Regions from separate parts of the Mus musculus genome. Here region 2 is linked to region 1. Evidence: chromatin loops called from intact Hi-C (ENCODE). Cell type or tissue: left cerebral cortex. All regions are shown on one strand.

Region 1 (8,000 bases):
TATATCTCACTTACTGTTATCTATCATAGCCAGTGTGTGCATCATTAAAAGCTGTGTCTTCCATATGATGTGCTTTCCAGTTAATTCTCTAAGTTCAACCATACCTTTCTCACTACTAGCTCCATTGCACAGCCTGAGTATAAAATCTAGCAACTCTGTTAGGTGAATTTTCCATTCACAAAACTATAACAGCTTGTAAGTCCATGAAAACTGCTACAAATGTGTAACCAAGTCCAACACCTGAGCTGTAAGAATGCACTTGTGAAAAGAGAGATTACATATATGTGTGTGTGTGTGTGTGTGTGTGTGTATGTATGTATATATATCTCCATAGTTAAATGGATACATTCTAAGAGCTTTTAGTGAATAGTTGCCATGGTTGTAGACACCAGACTGTGCCACATGGCTGACATGGAGTCATTTACCCCCTCATAGCACCCACAAGTGTGACAAGACAGTGGAGTGACGACCAGCAGTGACAACAAGAGATGGTGCTCAAACAGGTAGGGCAGGGCGAGGGTGTGAAGAGTACGCCAGCACCCACATGATCTGTAGGTACTTTGTGGGTTTAAACTGAACATAATTGATTATGTGAGGTAGTTTTAATGCAGGATGCCTTGGACCCTGTGTTTAAAAATAGGCTCAGTGTCACCACAAAAGAAATTACACGCGGTGCCACTCATGAACACCAGTTTCTCATCTTGGAAAGCCACAAAATTGGTACGGGATCTGTGAAATGGAAAATTGCATCAGGGCCTATGCGCTCACACGTGAACCCGATCTTAATGAAAAGACGGATGGGGTAGCAACACTGAAGTTGAATGCTGAGCCCCCAGCGTCCTGCAATCTGCAATCGGGTGTGATGCAGATGAACTGGATCTTTACCCTGCTCCTGACTGAGCGACCTTGGGTAAGTCAGTTAACCCCTTAAGTGCCAGCTTCTTCATCTCCAACACAGAGATGACAGCCTTGCAGTGAAGACCCAAGGAAATGAGCCACAAATGGCGTTTAGCTCAGCACTGGGTCCCTACAAGTACATCTCCTGGTTTAATGTGGTACCACAGTCCAGCTGCTGGACCCCCACAGCTTGCGAGTCATTTTCATTTTGTGCTTCCGGCTCTTTCTGTTCTTTTCACTATATTATTCCTGGGGGAGGGCCATAGGGAGCAGTTACATACAGTCCACTTTCCCCACTCTTCTTCACAGCCAAGTTAAAGCTAGGGAAATAGATAATATACCCTGAAGAGAAACCCAGTGCTTAGAATATGGTGATGTATGTATATGGAATATAAGTAAATCATATTTCAGTCTAAACTATATAATGGAAAAAATGAGAATTTATTTCAAAAGAAAGAATTGGCAGGCAACACATTTAAAGAGGATAGAATGGGGTCTTACGGACCTCATTATTTCAGTATTGGTGACTATGAAACAGAATGGAGTATGGGGTCTGACTTCCAACAGGTGGCTAGCTTTAATCGGCTTCAGATGCAAAACCGCGATGAGTCTGAGTAAGCAAGACTCAGATGCTCAATTCAAGGCCTCCTATTAACAATTTAGAAAGAATTTCTTTCCTGGGTTTAAACCTCCCTGGCAAGTTAGCAAGCAGGGAACTGTCTGCACCTGTCCTCGGAACAGTACGCCAGGCTGACATGAAACCCTCCATCCTTTCCAGACCGTCCATCCTGCCGCTGGGGCACCTAGCGACAAACCGGGGAAGCCCACTAGGAAGTGGTCACGACCAGCAAAGCCACAAACCCCTAGGGTGTGGGATTTCCACCTCTACACCACGTCTGAAAACCGAAAATAGGCGTCCACTTGCTATACTGCAATGGGATTCCCCTTAGAAGCAAACCTCCCGCACCCCCAGCTTTCATGTTTTATTAATAAATGCAAGATGGCACACAGAGGCAAAGAATAGGAGGGAAGGCATCCGCAGCTGGACCCGAACCAGGACAGTTTGCAAAAATAAATAAGAAGCATGTGACAAGCAGATCCCCAGTCTGGATCTGAAGACCCCGTGCTCCCCAGAGGATGGTCGTCCGGCTCCCCAGCCCGGGACATGAAGGTCAGCTGCAGGATCCTAGTCCTCCAGGGCAGTCACCCTGCAAACCACGATCCGGCCCCTACCTTTGCCTCCCTCACCCGCCCGCCCGGGCCACAGCCGGGGAAGCCCCGGCGGCTGCCGGCTGCAAGAACACGTACCTGCTGCCGGAGCTCAGGATTCGCTCTGCTCTGCAGCGCCGGGCCCGCGCTCCCGCTCCCGGGGCTCCCCTCTCCGCCCCCCCACCCCCCCGCCCCCTCGCGGCCCCGCCGCTCCCTCCGCCCCTCCGCCCACCCCGCTCGAGCGCGCGCGCACGCGCTTTCGGGACGGCGGCTCTCCCGGGCCCGCGCCTGCGCTCTCGCTGCCCGCTCCCGCTCCCGCTCGCGCGTTCCGGAGGCTGCAGAGGGGCCGCGCGGCTGTCTAGGAAACTGCGACCAGCGGGGGCCGCGTGTGGGCAGTCACCCCCGGCGAAGGGCAAGCGGGCCTCGTGGCGCGGGTGACAGGGGGCAGGAGCTCGAAGCGGAGGCTGGCTGGTGCGGCCGAGGGCGGGCGGGCGCCTGCGGTCCCACGGTACCGCCCTGGGTGCGTTTTCACACACTGTGCTGTGAGTAGCGGCGCGCAGTGTCCTCCGAGGTTTCTGCCTGCCGCCCCTGGTGTGTGCATTGCCCCAAGGAGCCTTTGAAGGCATTGCCCACCCCTCGGTGGTCCCCATCACATTCTCACGTGACAGATACACTGTGCGTGTTGGTCATGTATTGTAAATGAAGAGTTTTCTGCCCTTGAAGCGCCTGTCCCGATTGAGAATGCCTAGAGTAGACAGAGTGACTGAGCAATCTGGGGGTTTAAAAAAAAAAAAAAAAAGCCTCACGTGTGAAAAGGAAAAAAAAAAAAAGCTTACTGCTGTGAACAGTTTTTAAAAACAGTTTTTTAAAAATAGCCGCTTTCCTTTGGGGTTTTGGCCTTCTTATGTTAGATACTTTAAAGATCGGAAACCCTTCTTTCTCTAGGGCACAAAGTTCCTGAGTGACTTTGGGGTTCTCCCCCATTGGCTTCCCCTCCAGAATAATCACTATTTGGTTAGGTTCACGTGGCCTTCAGGAACGCCTGCGACTTTCTTGCCTTCTCTTCCACTAGCAAAACGGTAGAAATTAGAATTGAAAGCTTTAAAACCCAGACCATACATAGAACCGCCTGAAGGGCTCGGATCGGTTTTTTAATAGATACAGAAATGTCTAGACAAGGAATGTACATGGAAAAGTATGTCTTTGTTTAGTCCTCACCTACCAACATTTCTTAACCATCTGTAATGTCTAATTTCGGGGGGCAGGGGGTCCTTGGAGAAAACAGTTGTAGAAGTTATTTGGCTTGACAGGATTTCCCCCTACTGGTTCTAGGCATAAATAGACTGGAAAGTAGAAATGCTGTCCTCCCTCCATACTACCTCCCCGTGACCCCCCATTTAGTAGAACTACACTTAAGTTTCCTTAAGGGCTTTGAACAGCATTCATGACAGTGTTTCGCTGGTTAGCCATCTGGCAAAACATTGAGATACAAAGATTTCCTGAATTAGACTCCAATAACAAGCACAAACAATAATCCCTGGAATTAATGAGATTGCATGAAACTAATCACTCCCCACCCCTACCCCATGTGCCAGAAAATCAAGAGGGAGGAGACAGACTACCCTACCGAATGGGAGACATTGTTGGAAAGAAAGAAAAGAAAGAAAAAAGAAAGAAAACTCTCTCTCTCTCTCTCTCTCTCTCTCTCTCTCTCTCTCTCTCTCTCTGTGTGTGTGTGTGTGTGTGTTGTTAGTGGCTGAATCCACTCCAAGAGTTGTCTCCACTAGATTAGCCTGTAGACATAGATTGATGTTGAAGGGTCCAGCTGTGCCTTCCCACACTGTGGGCGGTGCCACCATTGGGTAGGTGGTCCTCCTTACTATAAGAAAGCAGGCTATTCAAGCTAGCAAGCAGTGTTCTCCCACTGCCTCTGCATCAGGTCTTGGCTTTGCTCAATGATGGACTCTAAACTGTAAGTCAAAGAAAGGCTAATTAAAGAAAACTCTAATTAAATATTAAGAGTAGTGCAAGTATTTTCAGGGAGAAAAATTAGACTACATCCATTTATCCAGAAACTTTGTATTCTAATACATTTTTTTTTCTTTTAAGTGTAAGTGTTAAAGATGTTACTTGAAGATATTACTTTAAAACGTTACTTACAATGTCACTTTAGGGTAACATTTTTTTCTACCATGGTTATCTAAGAGGAACTAGAGAGGAACACAAGGACATCTTTTGCCATTTCGTTCTGGCTTGTTTGGTTTTGCAGCACTGGCGATTGAATCCTGGCCTCATTTGTGCTACCCAAGGGTTCTGCCACTCAGCTGTATGCCCAGTTACACGTGTCTTTTCTCTCTCTACCCTTCCCGGAAACCCTATGGAAATTAAAAAAATCCCCTAACATTTGCAACTTGTCAGCTCTATGCTTCCCCCTGGTGGTGTGTCACTACCACAACACATGCCCGAATTAAAATCCTGATTTCTTTAGGGTGTTGAAACCTTAGCTCGATGATATTCACTCACACACACAAACTCGTGCACACGGGGGAGGAGGACTGGGGACATAGCGACAAGATGTCGCTCTACTTTCTCTAATGTTGCCTGTTCTTCTTCTCATATACACCAAATCCTGAGATCCAGAGAAGGATTACCACACTGCTCTAAAACTGAAACCCACAGCAGGCGTCTCACTATTGCTATTCAGCTTGCTCGGTCTTCATGAATCAGTAACAAACACTTGTTTAGAGTCAGATTGTGGAGCCTCTCAAGCGCATTGCAATCTAATTTCCAGAAGATTGACTTGGGAATTTTGGCTCTAACTGCCTCAGGCGATCAGTGCTGATAGCGGAGGTTGGGAACTCCTCCAGCTCCAAACAGCACAGGTGTTGCTTCAATTTGTGGCAGGTGAGGAATGGGAGGGAGGCCTTTCTGTGCACGTGGAAAGGAGTTACAGAGCGTCAAGAAAACACGCTAAAATGCAGGATGGAAGAGACTGCTTAAGATGTGTGTGTTGCTTTCTTGACAGACAACACTGTTTCTAAGGTGGTATCATTGGCATACTATCCATGGCAAGATGCCTTAGAAGTAAGTCAGACCTTTTACTTAAAAAAAAAAAATTGCACTCCCCTTTTTTCTGAGTGTCAATGTATGCCAGTACTCCTAGCATTGGAGAAACTGAGGCAGGAGAGAAGCTCAAGGCTAGCATGAGCTATATAATAAGACCCTCCTTCAAAAGTCCAAAATCAGAAAGGGAGAGAGGAGGGAAGGAAGGAAGGGAGGAAGGGAGAAGGGAAGGAAGGAAAGGAAGGAGGGCAGACAGTTTTTTCAAGAGCACCAAAATCACACAAACAGAATTTTGTGTGTGTTCATTCCATGGCAGCAAGATTATGAGAAGGTAAATTCAAGATGATGTTGGTCCTATGAATATCTGAAAAAAAAAATTGGTCTCAGAATAAAAACTTCTGTTTAAGTTACTAATTGGAAAAAATATCCAGATCTGATGCCTCATAATTTGTGAAAATTGGAGTTTTATGCCAAGTCCTAAATTGTTGATGTTTATCTACATGTGCATATTTTGTGGGTGCTTCTAAATGCCTTATAACACAGCTTTGCTAATGTGGACTGTGCAGAGAAGAGCCACGCTGTGTCCAGGAGAGCTGAGAAGTAGACTCTGTTATGTTGGGTGATATTTATCCGAGGCTTAAGTAGTCACAGTAACTGCTAACAGCAGGTTTCTTTTTAAAATCCTACTGAGGTAGCTTTAATGAGTAAATATATTTGACACAATTAGCAATATTCATATGCAGATAGTCTATATTAGATGCAACAGAAAGTACAATAGCATGCATTCCTTCGGCCTCAATAAACAACTGCAAAAGGTTTTCTTACTGAGCATAGTGGTACTTACCTATAACTCTTCAGGAAACTGAGGCAGGAGGATGAAAAGTTTGAGGCCCACCTTAACTACATAGACAGTTTGAGGCTAACCTGTACATTTGCTAGATCTTTCTCAAAATAATCTTAAAAGAAAAAGGTTCAGTCCCTGATAAAACACAAAGAGAGGGGGATGGGAGGCAAGGAGAAAAATGGAGAGTTTCATACTGGAAGAAGGCACTAGACTTAATCACTAGCACCCCTCCAAATTAACATATTTTAACCATTTATCTGTTGGCATACTTTCTACTGTACATCAGCATTAGAGAACCCTGTGCTTCAATTGATCTTTAGTTAAACATGACCTTAGCTGCTGGGTGTATTCCAAGTACGTCATAAAAGTTCAAGGCAAGTCAAGAGTTGAAGTTCATATCTTAACACCATCCCTCCCTACATGTGAATGTCAGTGTCTTACTAAACATGCTGCTAAACATGGGAGGATGAAGACACAGGCAGCAAGGAGTCTAGCACTGCCTTTCTATGAAGCCACTGGGAGTTTTTCATATGTGTAAGGTTTTGTTGTTTTTGTTTGAGGCAGGGTTTCATTCCATGTATCCTAAACTCAGGGTAATCTTCCTGTGTCACCCTCATGAATGGACCACCACACTCCACTTAGTATGTGGTGTTTAAGAGCGAAAGAAAATGGAACACTTTGAGTTATAAGTTTGGTTGGCCGTTACCTATTTTTAGTTTGTGTGTGTAATTGTGATTTGAATAATTGAATTCAGATATGTCTGACTTTGAACTTTATTAATCGTTAATATTTGCTTCAAGGCTAAAGACTGTATCTGGAAAATTGAAAATAGCGTGAAGCTTAGTACTGTGGAAGACCAATATGTAGGTATCTCTTCCCAAGACATTAATAAATTCCATTAGATCTTTGTTACTATAAAATGTATTTTGTTTTATGTTGGCTTATAAGTAGAGTTTTCACTATCTTTATTTCCTGCCTATTAACATTTTGTTTCGTGATCATTCCTGGAAATACTTTTGTATATGGTAGAGAGGTATCTATAGAAGAACCTTCTGAATGTCAGAAACTCTTTGAGTATCTGGTCTCAGAAGATCAGCAAATGAGTAAGACTCAGTTTTCAAGTGAGCTTTCCTGTGTGTTTCTGTTTGGAAGTTGTGTATGCTTCATGGGCCAACTGTTTCATTGATACACAGCGCATGTGTCAAAGTGGAATATTATTGGCAGCTATATACTTGAAAACACAAAATATCCAACGCTCAATTCTAGTACAATGTAATTAGGTTCCTCGTTTTTTATTGATAGACTTCTGTGCTGGCTAGTCTATGTCAACTTGACACAAGGTAGAATTATCTGAAAGGAGGGGACCTCAGTTGAGAGAATGCCGCCATAAGATCTGGCTGTAAGGCATTTTCTTAGTGATTGGATGGGGCCACCCATGGGCTGGTGGTCCTGGGTTCTATATGAGAGCAAGCTGCACAAACTATGAGGAGCAAGCCAGTAAGCAACACTGCTCCGTGGCCTCTGTGTCAACTCCTGCCTCCAGGTCCCTTCCCTGCTTGAGTTCCTGCTCTGACTTCCCTCAGTGATGGTTTGTCACCTTGGAAATGTAAGCTGAAGAAAACCTTTCCTCTCCAAGTTGCTTTGGTTATGGTGTTCATCACAGCAACACTAACCCTATCTGGGCCAAGTTCTAATACTTGTGGACATTTATTAACTGCTTACAGTATTCCAGAATGATGGCTCCACACACCTTATTTGAATTAATCTTTTATATAATAACTCTTTTTGACAATATGTAGTTATTATTAATCTTATTTATAAAGGAGACAGAGGGAGTAGCTAACTTGCTCATGGTCACACCATCAGTGTGGAGCCTGGATTGAGACATAGGCAGTCTGATTCAGAGACCTGTAGTTCAACCCTTTTGCCTTGCTACTTCGAGTGTACACAGAGCTGTAAAAGTTTGCGCAGTATGATGTAGCTGGAA
Region 2 (8,000 bases), 220 kb before region 1:
ATTACTAACAACAGGGAAGTCATATCATATTTCCATTGGCCCACACAAATCACTATAAGTGCTTCAGTCCCTAACATGGGTTCTCTGTCCATGTTGAAAAAAAAAGTGCCATGACAATAGCTAGAACCCTAAATTCCAGCTCTTGACCTATTTTAATTGAAAATAAACTTTACATTGAGAGACATTAACATCCCATTTGCAGAGTTCTGGAAGTAAAGAGTCTCGAGCATTTGTTCTTTTCGTTCCTGCTGAGGTGTTCTCCTGGACAGAGGTAGAGATGTAGAGTTCTAAGCTTCATTTTTAGGATCTTAAATGTCTTAAAATAGCCTGCTACCCAGGCTGTAATTGAGAAGTAGTTTGGTCTCTGGCTGTTGTGGCAGGATCTCTGATTAGTGAGTCCCACTCTAGGTTTTCCCCGTGTCCTTATTAGTTTGATAGTGATAAGTGCTCTTCACAACTGGACATAGTGGCAAATATCTGTAATCCCAGCACAGGGAGGTAGAGACAGAACCCTTTCAAAGTCACCCTTAGCCATATAGTGAATTTGAGGTGAACCTGGGCTACATGAAGTGAAATATATAATAGACATTGTTCTTAAGCCCACTCCTAACCTATAGGGTTCTTTATGGCACCCATCAGGAAGCCTTTACTTGGAGACAATTTGGCTGTCATACAAAAAAAAAAAAAAAAAAAAAAAAAAACTACAGTAGGCAGGTGTTGCAAAGTACACAGAAGAAAATACAACAAAACTGTTACAGTATCTTGGAAAAGATGGGAGGCTTTATTGACTCAGGTACTCAGAAAGTAAACAGAAAGCTATGCAAAGCCTCAGAAACTCGCGTCGGCGCCACTGTGTGCAGCAGCCTCCATGTGCAGGCTCAAGTCTGCCCTCACTCAGGCGCAGCCTGTTTCTTTTTAGGACATGTAAGGGAAATCAGTCCAGTTTGTTACTATTACAAAACAAGTGTTTAACTTTTAAGCATATGAAAATACTTTTACAAATATTCTAATGTATTTGTTTAATTAAGCAACAATATTTTTTGCCAGTATAAGTATGTAGACGTTTTCTTTTTCTTCTGCCCTAAAAAAAGATGAATCACCATTTAAGTGTGTGGAAAGCCAAGTCCCAAAGGCTGAAGCTGCCTCCCTTTGCTTGGTTGAGCAAAGCCAGAGGAAGTCCCAACCTTCTTTCTCAGGGATAGGGGTGGCGGTAGGAGAGGGGGCAGGTACTTTCTTTGCCTTCCTTACATATCTACAACAGGCTTCACACATAAAACAGCAATTGAACGGTTGCTCTCTGCTTTGCTCTCAGCACTATTAGTGACAGTTCATAACATGCTTCCTTAATTAAAGAAAAGTGATGTGAGAGCTGGAGAGTGGTCAGCAGTTCCACTCACCTGCTGCTTTTGCTGAAGACCAGAGTTCAGTTCTCAGCACCCACATCAGGCAGCCCACAGCCACCAGTAACTCCAGTTCTAGGAGGCCCAGTGCCTCTGGCTCTGTGTGTGTGTGTGTGTGTGTGTGTGTGTGTGTGTGTACATATATATGTATGTGCATATACATATCTTAGTATGTAATAGGCAGAGGCAGGTGGCTATCTGCAAGTTACAAGCCAGCCAGGGCTACACAATGAAACCTGACTCAGACAAATTAATAATCTTTGATTTTTTTGTAAGATGACTTCTTACCAAGTACCCAGCTTACAGCTTCTACATGGGCTCCCTTTTTGCTTAGATTAAGTCCTCAATAAAATGCGTCCATCATTTGTAGGTTGTTGTCCAGGTAATCTCTTAGATTTGAAAGTAGCTGTGGGCTCCCAGGTTCTCACAACTAAGAGGAGTTTGAGCTTTCATATCCACTGTCCCATGACTATACCAAGTTTTTTGGGAGATAAGCAAAGCTGCTGAAGATATCCTCTGTTCTGCTAAACTACTGAATGCCAGATTTGAACAGTTTCAAAGTTAGGCCTAAGTCCATGTTTTAAATTGAGTAGATTATTTTAGGAAAAAGAAGTCACCATTTAGGCCCAGATGATGATTCAGTGGAAGAGCTGGTCCTTGTGTGCAGACCTCAGCACCAAAAATAATAATAATAAAGAAGTCATCATTCACATGTTCAGATGTGCCTATGCAAGACTATGCATAGCTGTCACCATGTTATATTATATTCACTGTACCTAGAGTCCCCAAATAAATACTTTTTAATGTTTTATATATGTTAATGTTAGGAACACAGACTGAATTGTGGCTAAAATACATGTTTATAATACACTACAGTGCTTTACTGGAAATGTATGGTCTCATTTGCACTCTGATATAAAAATATGTTTAATTTCTAAGCTTTCAGAAGTTACTTTTTAGTCTCTTTTCTGTCTTCCTCAGGAAAATTCCAGAACCCCGGGAACTACCTGGAACTGGCTAACAGATTTCCTCAGCAGGCCTGGGAAGAAGCCCGGCAATTTTTCTTGAAAAAAGAAAAAAAATAAATGTTTTTTAGCTAATTCTGTATTTGAGTCCCTTTGTTAGTGTTTTCCATTGTTCCTTGAGGAGCCTCTGATCTGTTTATACTCTCCTACTGTAGATACCCCTCTGTGCATTGTTTATAAAGACTGTTCATACTGGCCTTCCTAGCTTTGCAAATTGAGTTTGTTTCCTTTGTGCATAATATTTTGGAATTGTTTATTACTTCCATGCTATGTAACTTGTAATTGTAATATGGTAAAGTTAGACAAATATCATTCTTGTAATGAAGTAACACAGTTTTCAGTGTTGACTTTTCACATTAAGCAGTACAAATTTGAGAAAGTGTTAAGAATTTATAAGCCCTGCTTTAAGTTTTTCTTTGGAGTTAGAGACCTGTGTAACTAACACTTTCAGTAAGCCTTTGTACTATTTGAAATTACAGCACCTAACCACTGGTCGGGAACTTCACTGGCAGAAAGCACTGTGAACTATTCGTGTTGCTGAGCTAAATTTAGCCTCTAAAATAAATTTTTTGAAAATGAGGGAGTATCAAGTATTTTCTTAAATAATTTACTTGAAACAACACGGAGTAAAAGAAACAATGAGGGTGGCCATGTCTCTGAATACAGCCAGTGATGTGCACCGCTCCTGATGGGCTGGGCCACAGGGGGCCCTCTTCACCCACCCAGTGCGGAGCCTGAGAAATATTTAGCAATTACAAGAAAGATCTAGCTGTGGAAAACTGACCCAGAAACCTAAAGATTGTCACAGGAAGCTGAACAACACAGCAACAACTTACCTAGCATTCTAGCCATTTCTTTTTTCAAACCTCATGGCACTACAGTTTTGTGTGTTCAATGTTTTTTACTGTTTTACAAATCGAAAGAAAATAAAAAGGTCTAATGTAAGCCATGCCAAGCACTGCGGGTGCTCCTGCTTAGATCCTATACACCCCATCTCTGGGGAGGGAAGGAGGGAGGGACAGCTAAAGTTGCAGGTACCAGAGGGAACAGTTAGAGGGTCGTCCTTGCGGGGTGGGGGTGGGGGTATCAAGTATTTATAATGTTTCCTGCGAGACGATTCACGGTGGAATATACCTCTTATCTGCTCGGAAATTTGCCAAAAAATCATAAATAATAGAGACAATCGTGATTAACCTCCCAGAATTAGCAATTAAACATGTAACGGAAGGGTCCGCTGCCCTTGTGTGGGACAGTGCCACAGTCGGCAGTGCCTGCAGTTTCCACCTGGGGCAGTGGAGCACCACAAACCCAGAATTCGAACACGCGGGAAAAAGCTGCTTGGACCCCAGGAGCAGCAACATTTGCAACCAAATTTTGTGCCTAAGGTAACAAAATTACCCCTAAACTCTTGAGAGCCAGTTACTCCAAAAGCCCAAGGGCACATCAGAACTGCAGCTTCCTCAGGAGTCCTCGGGCTCTGCTGCTCCCCAACCCCCTTGCCCTCTGCCAGACTCAGGCAGTCGCCCCATCCACCTTGAATCCAGAACTCCGCGTCCACCCAGCCTAGGTCAAGACCTGGCTCAAACCATAATCTCTGTTCTTCAGCCCCTTGCAGCTGTGAAAAACACCTGCATCTTTCCTTGGCTCCTGGTCCAGCTCTGGTGGATGTCAGAGACAACATTGTCCTCTAGGTCCCCAATCATCCCCTTCTCTGAACCACGCTTCTTATACACATCCAACTTCCCAACAGACAAACTTCTGCCCACCCGAGTCCAATTGATGAGCCACTCTCCCTCTAGGTGCCGACCTTCTGGACCAAAGGGTAGATGCACCAAGCATTGCTGCCTGCCTGGGGATTGCTGCAGAAGGCACAAAGGCCACTGCCCCCACATCTGGATCTGAGTGGAGTACTTCCTTGTGCCCTTTCTTGCTCCCATCACTACTCTCAACCTAGCTCTATTTATCTGTATTTTTCATGCACAGTCTTCATCAACAAGGTGCTAGCCTGTAATTGGTCACACAATCCTCATTATAGCACTGAATCTCAGCATTTTAAAGAAAGTTTACTTTTACATCAATCAGACCCACAGTTAAAAGCCTCTAATCTGCCCATGCATCAGCTTAATAAACTCCGAATTTCCTGCTTTTATCGCAGCTCCATTGGGCTGGCTCTTTCTCTCTCTCTCTCTCTCTCTCTCTCTCTCTCTCTCTCTCTCTCTCTCTCTCTCTCTCTCTCTCTCTCCTGGTGTACATAGCTAACTGCAGGGCAGTGTAAGCCCACCCCTACACAAAAGTGGCAGAGTCTGGCATTTGGGAAGGGCAGTCTTAGAACAATGGCTCATTTAAACCTGTCTTCCCAACTCTGACAAGACTGAGCTTTAACCTACTCCATATTCTAAACTGAAAGGCTGATTTCTGTCCTGCACTCATCTAATATTAAAATGCAATGGGAATACTGCCACAAGGACTCTGAATTTCCCAGAATTATGAAGCCTTGCAATATGTACTAAATTGTGTGGCCAAAATTTTGTCTGTTTCTGGGATCCTTTTCCTGCCTCAATTCAACAGAGCTAAGCAAAGAATTAGTTACATCTTCTGAAGTGAACCATGCTAAATAATTCCACTTTTCCACTCATAGCCCCTTTCCTTGAACTAAGATTTTCCTACAGCTCTGATGTCTCCTGTTCAACATTAGTGTAAAGTACAAAAGTTGTAATTGTCACAGGTAATTTAATTTACTAGGAAATCCGTACTTCGTTACAAAATATGTTTAAAGATGTCCTGGGAGCCAGTAAAATTGATATTTATTAATGTAACTAACTGTAGATCTGATACCTTGCCAAAGACATTACAAGCCTTTCCTCCTGGGAACTTGAGAGCACCACACACTCCTCTGGGTGGGTAGTGGGAGGAAAAGCACTCCTTTACCTGGGTAATTCCCCCAAAGGAATAAAAGGCACACTGAAGTGTCCAGTGGAAATGAGTTGTTGGTTGGCTTAAGCTATAAATGATGAGGGGAAAGATCATAGTAACTAGGCAGGTAGATATTTGTAAAACACTGCACACTATCCAAAGCAAAAATGTAGTGCTAATAATGAAATTCTTTAAGGGCCCGTTCCTTTTTAATAAAAAATAAAAAAACAATATTCTGAAAGGCAAGTTTCCAAAAGTAAGATTTATTATAGTTTCGTTTCCTATCCAATAGCCAACCAGATGCAAAACAGAGAAATCTGTATTTCTGCTTGGAAGGAAATGGTCTAAGTTAAGGGAATGACGCCTCAAAGAACCAGCCTTAAGAGGTAAACCTGGCCCTAATTAATTCTGTGTATGTATATAATATAGATATACAGAATATATATGTGTACATTTGCAGACCATTTCCTAGATCCCCAAGAAAGAGAATGTTCTCTTTTTTTAAAGTGCTAGCATCACCTTGACTTTAAGGAAGTAAACTATAAATATGGTTCAATTTTCCCACCTGTTATCATTTTCTTCTATTGCCAGGAACTGTTCAATCCTTAACTGGGGCTGTAGGGTGGGTGGGTGAGTGTGAAACTGCTGGACAGCCCAAGCAACTGCTTCTAACAGAGGGTTTGGGCTCATTCCTATAAGCTAGAATGGTAACTGTCCCCTACTGCAGCAGGGCACTACACTCTCTCAAAAAAACAAAACCGGATCAGTTGGCCATTTAACTGTGGAGACAATAGGAATGTCAGATTGTTACATAGGATGGTGGTTTGGCTGGTAGCTGGCAGCTTTCTGAACCAACCAAGGGAGGGCAGAATGCTGGCTTTGGGAAAAACTATCCCAGACTGCCAAAGGGTTAAATATTTGTAGAGGGTAAAACCTGAGCCTGCCGGGATCCTCCCCCCAACCCCCTGCTTGCCCGGGGGCCTGCTGCAGATTCAGTATCTCTTGGTTATTTCCTGCGATCACTAAAGCCAGTTTTCAAGAAAACAAGTCGCAGGGGTTTGAAATGTCACACCAAGTGACCTGGGCACGACATATCCAGGGGCCATCCCCCGCCCCCTTCATTTCGGGCCTGGAAAGAAAATAAACCAAGGACACGCCAGACTGGTTCTGGGTGGACTTATTTTCTCCTGCAGCCGCGATCCTAGCGGGGGCTTGTTGTGGCTCCTTCAGTGTATCGCTTGCAGGTGATGCCAAACGTAGATAAGGAGCCGCCCCGGCCTTCTCCTCTGTCTAGACGGAGGAATTAATAAATGCAGCGAGATTGATCACGTCGCGCATCCACTCTAGGGACAGCACGAAGGACGCGCCGCAGAGCCCAGGGGGCGCAGAGTGGGCTTCGCTCCCTAAACCAGTCACCCCACGATCGGACCAGTCTCCAAGTGTCCTCCCCTCCGGCTAGGAGCGCTGCCACTTCCGGAAACGCCTCGCAGTTCACTCTGCACTGGAACCGCCCTGCCCCACCCCATCGGCACCCAATAAGTGTCGGGCCCGCCCCGTAGACGCCCAATCCCCGTCGGGCACGCCCTCGGCGCCCAATCAGGGTCTGGCCCGCCCGTCGGGCGCCGATTGAACCGCAGCACGAGGACGGGTGGAGCCGGCGAAGCTGAAACGAGGCCCACTCGCGAAGTGGCGTTCGTCTGGCTCCCGTGGCGCCAACAGCACACAGGCGCGGCATGGCATCGGGTTGTGTTTTATTAAGATCAAAATATTCGTCCCACTATTCGCCTCACAATAAATAACAATAACTTACGTTTGTTCGGCAAAGGCTCTCACTGTCCTCCGTCGACTGATAATTTAAAACACTTTTTAAAAGACAGTCTGGTTTCTACTCTGTCCGGCAGTCATGCGCTTTGGGGGTTATGTCTGTTTCTTGGAATTGTTCCGTCCTCGCTGCCAGGTCCAGAACAAAGCCTCGGGTCAGCGCAGGCGAGTTCGGAGCAGGCGTCCTCACCGGTAGGGCCCTGTAGGACCCCATCAGATGGGTTCCCGGGCGAGCAAGGCGCAGAGAGACAGTGACAGTTCCCCACGCAGCGAGGGAGAGGCGAGGGCGGAGCTAACCCAGAATGTCCCAAATTCTAGTTATGAGAAAGAAAAAAAAAAGTCCTTGGAGCCGGAGTCTCCAGTCTCAGCGGTGCAGGCTGCGCCCCAGCGCTGCTGGCCGTCCCGTCGCGGTCGCGTGCCTCTGCCCGCTCGCTTTAAATAACAACAATAATTACAAGGGCCGGAGATTTTTCAGAGCTGGAATGGCCTGAGCATGGGTGCGTCTCATGCAGGGAGCATGCGAGGTCCGCGGGCTGGCAGGGAGGGGTCCTCGCTCACGTCTCCACCGGACTAGGTACCATACTGTTGGGGGTGTCCGGGAGCTGCGAGGACAGAGAGGTCACGTCGCTACCGGAAGAGTTGCCTAGGGAGCCTGACTCGGAGAAGGAAACCTGGAAGGGCAGAGACATCAGGGAAAACAAGTGAACACAGGCTCAGGCTGCTGCTCCTGGATTACCTGCTCAAAGACCGGGAGTGTTCCCTCCAGACAAGCCATCAGCTGAGTAAACCCTGCCAGGTCCCCGCCCGCACAGGGGGATTGGGATCAGGTGAAAGACACATT

The links. A loop is a pair of places that touch in the nucleus more often than their neighbours do. Peaks named below come from ENCODE experiments on the same cell type or tissue, not always from the same donor. Only the 100,000 strongest peaks of a DNase experiment are listed, where the experiment ranks them.
Region 2: it touches region 1 in a loop (2.2-fold over the local background); 5 of 42 quality-filtered maps call a loop at or near these places.

The regions. Positions count from the first base shown.
Region 1 is chr9:55,321,206-55,329,205 of GRCm38, reverse strand. Tmem266 (transmembrane protein 266) reads right to left here and starts at 2,293. Exons shown (of 11, transcript NM_172923.4): 1 at 2,206-2,293. In left cerebral cortex, CTCF peaks have their summits at 1,691, 3,403 (motif pointing left) and 4,540 (motif pointing left); DNase peaks (open chromatin) are centred at 2,454, 3,167, 3,422, 4,537 and 1 more place; H3K4me3 peaks cover 2,115 bases; H3K27ac peaks cover 848 bases.
Region 2 is chr9:55,545,253-55,553,252 of GRCm38, reverse strand. It overlaps Isl2 (insulin related protein 2 (islet 2)), which reads right to left. Exons shown (of 6, transcript NM_027397.3): 6 at 7,075-7,830. The coding sequence ends at 7,714. Scaper (S phase cyclin A-associated protein in the ER) reads left to right here. Exons shown (of 33, transcript NM_001357652.1): 33 at 2,382-3,374. The coding sequence ends at 2,485. Among named protein-coding and RNA genes, the nearest start is that of Isl2, 8.1 kb to the right of the region's middle. In left cerebral cortex, a CTCF peak has its summit at 3,718; DNase peaks (open chromatin) are centred at 6,498, 7,025, 7,397 and 7,857.